Linked DNA regions of Homo sapiens: region 2 is linked to region 1. Evidence: chromatin loops called from intact Hi-C (ENCODE). Cell type or tissue: IMR-90. All regions are shown on one strand.

What was found. Peaks named below come from ENCODE experiments on the same cell type or tissue, not always from the same donor. Only the 100,000 strongest peaks of a DNase experiment are listed, where the experiment ranks them.
Region 2: it touches region 1 in a loop (9-fold over the local background); 78 of 110 quality-filtered maps call a loop at or near these places.

Annotation. Positions count from the first base shown.
Region 1 is chr12:59,149,149-59,151,648 of GRCh38, reverse strand. No RefSeq gene overlaps it. Among named protein-coding and RNA genes, the nearest start is that of LRIG3-DT, 230 kb to the right of the region's middle. In IMR-90, a CTCF peak has its summit at 1,433 (motif pointing right); DNase peaks (open chromatin) are centred at 188 and 1,458; H3K27ac peaks cover 224 bases.
Region 2 is chr12:58,345,074-58,347,573 of GRCh38, reverse strand. No RefSeq gene overlaps it. Among named protein-coding and RNA genes, the nearest start is that of LINC02403, 260 kb to the right of the region's middle. In IMR-90, a CTCF peak has its summit at 1,338 (motif pointing left); a DNase peak (open chromatin) is centred at 1,303.

The DNA of each region.
Region 1 (2,500 bases):
GGTACTGAAAACAAAGATTCATTAAAAGCTCACCTTGGTTCAGGTACTATAACCTAGGACATACAGATATGGATTACTGGGATGATAAACAAGAAAAAAAACTGAATTCATAAGAGCCATGAGAGGAGTAAGTTTGGAGTGATAGGAGAAAGGGGGAAAAATTAATCTATTCTTAGAAATGACTCAACCCAACAGGATCTACAAATCTAAGGAATGTAAGCTACAAGAAACCAAGAGCTTTTTTACTTCTTATTCATCTGAGAGTTGCACAAGTTAGGTTTGTTAATTTCTAATGAATTAATTGAATGGGTGATTATGCTGATTATGTTTTATTTTGAAATAGTAGTAAATTTACTATAGCCAATTTATTTTTCATATTTTGTCAAAAAATTTTGCTTAAAGTGTCTCTATTTTTCTAATTTAAATTCATGCCAGGTGCAGTGGCTCACACCTGTAATCCCAGCACTTTGGAAGGCCAAGACAAGTGGGTCATTTGAAGTCAGAAGTTCAAGACCAGCCTGGCCAACATGGTGAAACCATGTCTCTACTAAAAATACAAAAAAAATTAGCCGGGTGGTAGTGGTGCATGCCTGTAATCCCAGCTACCCGGGAAGCTGAGGCAGGAGAATTGCTTGAGCCTGGGAGGTGGAGGTTGTGGTAAGCCAAGATCATGCCACTGCACTCCACTCTGGGTGACACAGTGAGACCCTGCCTCAAAAAAAAAAAATTCTCTGCTGCATGTCTCTGCTTCAGTTTGCAGAATCTCAGGCATAGTGAATAAAACTCATTCCAGTTCAGGAAATTCCATTTTCAGGCTGGACTCAGTGGCTCACACCTGTAATCCCAGACTTTTGGGAGGCTGAGGTAAAAGGATCTCTTGAAGCCAGTAGTTCGAGACCAGCTGGGAAATTAAACAGGACCTGTCTTTCCAAAAACAAATTTAAAAATTAGCCTGGTGTGATGATGCACACCTGTAGTCCCAGCTACAAAGGAAGCTGATACAGGAGGTTCGCTTGTGGCTAGGAACTTGAGGCCACTGCACTCCAACCCAGGCAACAGAGAGACCTGTCTCTGAAAGAAGAAGAAGAAGAAATAAATTCAATTTTCAGAAAATGGCCCATTAGAAGTCTCCAATTAATGAAGTGATAAATTGAGTTGTGCATTAAAAGTTACCATAAATTTTATATTTCTTATATAGCAACATATTTCTCTAACTTAGTAATTAGTCTATTGATTTGTTCATAAATGAAATTTGAGACACAAGCAAGGTGAGTTGTTACATGTTAAATCAGTTATTATAAAATCAGGTTTTTGTCAAATTGTACTTATCTAAAAGTAAATAAATAATTAGCTGATCCTTCACACAGTGTTTTCCAATGTCCTCATTACTGTCTTCTGCACAAACCACTAGGGGGCAAGACAGTCTAACATATTAGAGTAGACCTAATTGTATCCAACAGAGGGCAGTAATACACAAACTAGGGAGACAAGTCAATTACATTACATTTCAGCCATTCGCATCTGCCATTTCCTCTGGGGATTATAAGAGGGAGGGAAGAAAGGAAGGAAGGAAGGAAGAAAGGAAGGAAGAAAGCAAGGAAGGGAGGGAGGGAACAACCCTCTCAATAAACAATTCATTGGCTGACTTTTCTGAAATTGTTAAACAAGTGAATTTAATAAACAATTTTTTCTAGATTTAAATAATTTAACTTTGAAGTGAAAAACCATAAGTTAGAAGATAAGTGTTAACAAATAGAAACAATAAAATGTGAAAATCATTTCCAATGAAAGGGAGCAAGTGTTAACAATTTTATTTTTATGGGCAAATGCAATATCATGTTACTTTTAAAGGATAAGTAGTGAATCAACAGCATAAATAATTATTTATTAGACAAAAAACAAGAGCTGAGTATCAGTGAAGTGTTAGACATTCAAAGTCATAGTCAAGGGATTAGCAATGTCTCATAAACATCTTGAAGAAGAAACCTCGGTTATGGGGAAAAGTCAAGAGTCAGAAAGCCTGGGTTTATTACTGACTATAGTATCTGATGGCTGTATGATAAGTGGTAGGTTGGTCAATCTACACAGGCTTCAGTTGCCTCATGCAAAGTTACAGAACTTGTAACGTAAATGGTTTCCCAACCTGGCTGCTCATAGAGGAAACCTTGCATTGTCATTCTCCATACCTTGTGAATTAGCACTGACTCTCCAGGAATGAAACTCAGCAACATCTATACATACATATACATATGATACAATTTAAGATCATATTATACACACATGCAATTCTAGATAATTCTGATGGTCTGTCATTATTATAACTATTGGGCTAAATGATGGTTAAGATTTATATTTTCTCTATAAAATTCTGAGTTGATGACTATTTGTGCATAATTACAACTAGTATTTTAGGATATAAGATATTTTTCTCACCCAGCACTAAACACATACACACACCAAAAACTCCATCACATTAAAAAAAACAAATAGAACTTGACAG
Region 2 (2,500 bases), 800 kb after region 1:
CTTTTGTTAATTGTATCAAGACAATTATTAATTATTCCACTTTAGAGATACCCAGTTGTAAAAGTTGCCTCCAAAAGCAAGAACAGAGATTGGGTTTGCAGGAAATGAAAAAGAAAGGCTTCAAACTGCAGCAGGATGCCCCATTGCAGTCAGCCTCATCTGCTGCTTACAGCCTGGGCCTCAGCATGTTCAGCAAACTTAGGGAACTGGAGCTGTGCATTCTAGTCAGAAGACGGGAGCAAAAGTTGTGCAGATTTTTCAAAGCATATTGTAGATTGCTGGAGTGGTCGGTGGGTTTCCAAAATGCCACTCATATCCAAATCTCTCTAGTACTGCTAAATTTAGGGTCCATAATAAATAATGGATAATCAACTTTGAAATTTATTGAGACACAATTTGAATTGGGGGAAATTACTGTGAATTTAGCAAGAATGCCCTAGGAATAAGAACACAACAGGAACCAAATAGCCCAGACTATGAAAAATAAATATGGTCTTGTGAGGTGATTGGGACCCCATTTTTCAAGGCTGCAAATAGCAAAAAGAGAATGAGAAGGAAAAATAAGGGTTTTCCAAACATTATAAAATGTAGAGCTTCTTGGTTTATAGTGAAATGGACTTGACTCCGGTAGGAAAACCAAGGACCTTGGTTATCATGTTGCTTAGACATTTTGGATGATGTTACACTCAGCATGCATCCTACTAATATTTGGAGCTATATTTCCTTTTTCTAATTCTTAATATTTAATCATTTTTCAAACAGAAAAACATAGCCTGTATTCCTACTGAATTTACCAGGGAGAAATTCTTTTAAAGACACAGTAGTTTATTGGTAGAATTTGTTGGATATCCTGCATTCACCTTCAAAATGGTGCTTATATGTGCACATCTCATGTGTCATTAATCGATTTTAATACTCCATGACTAACAAGTTCTTCTAGAAACCATGTTTCTGTACTGCTGGGAAACAATCTTCGAAAAAATAAAGCTGAACCAGAAATAGAAAGGGTTAGTCTTCTATTTTTTCACACATAGAAAGCATGGGTGCAATTCTGTTTTAATAGCAGAATAAATGGTATAGTGATAATGTTTCACGCTAATAAATTAAATTGGGGTCGCCAATGTAAAATAGAAATGTTTCTGATAGTTATGGCCTGGAAAACGAAATCTGAAAAGAAGTACAATTGCTCCGGAAAATGTTTCTTTGTATTTAAAAAAGGAGACTATCATTTTAACATTTCTCTTAACTTTGCTAAAAATAATAACCGTGACAGAATCCTTTTAGCCCTGCTAACAGGGATGCCAAACGGAAAAAAATAACTAAAGAACCACAGTGACCTCTAGTGGAAAGAAGCAGAATAGGTCTTCATTCACAGCAAGTAGTTAACCATGCAGAGAATGATTTTGCCCATAAAAACATTCTTTCTACAAATAAAATGGAAAGAAAATAATAGTTATTCTAGCCCCAAAAAAGAATTCATATTTATGCTTGGACCTGATTTTTTAGTTGCTAGCAGTTTCAGAGTTGTTTTAAACTATAGAATATGTGGTTGTAATCATGCTATATGCATACTTTTACATGCTCCAATTTAATTTTAACATGACAACACAAGTATTACCCTATGGTATTAAAAAAAAATCTTCCCAAGCACCTTTTTTGATGAGCCACAGTTTACTTAATCTTTCTTTTTTCTAAAAAAAACTTTAAAAGAAACAAACATTTTGCAAAGGAATCCAAATAGAATTAACAAAGCATTGCATAGTAAGGAAGGTTCTAGGGCAACTTACTAAACTCATTGAGATGATTTGTAATCCAAATATCGATTATTAAATGAGCATCTACTACATTCGATTTGCTGATATTAAAAGGACACCATGAAGGACCCAACAAAAAAGGTGATGCTGACAAAAGAAGTGATGCTGGAGGGATATGATCGAGATGATTGAAAGGCACATGCATATGAACAACACGAGGCAGTGCACTGCAATGGGTACCAAATGCCATGACTGACTAAGGAGATGAGAAAGGGGAAAGCATCCCAGCCCTCCAGAAAAGCAACTAGTGAAGCCGTCAAAGGATTGGAGAGTTGAAGAGGAGAAGGAAGATATATACAAGATAGAAGGAATAATAAGCAAAATTACAGAAGCAGGAATTCACAGGGTTTTCTCTAAAGGATGGAGAGTAGATTGTTCCAGCAGAGGACTTGGGAGAGCACACTTCTTGTAACACGAAGGGGGTGAAAAGAACAGGTGCAGAGCATCATCCCCCTCCCAGTCATGGTGCCAGGAGGTTCATGTGCTTTGTTTCAGTTACTCAGCCCAGCCTTGCAATTGCAGTAATGTCACTGATGCCATTTTAAGATGAGAAACCTGAGAGGCTCAAAGGAGGTAAATATTGGCCAGTAAGTGGAAAAGACAAGATTTGAACCTGATCAGTTGTCCTGCGTGGACTGCATTTTCTTAAGTGAGAAAATCTTATCCCTTACCATCATGTTTAATCT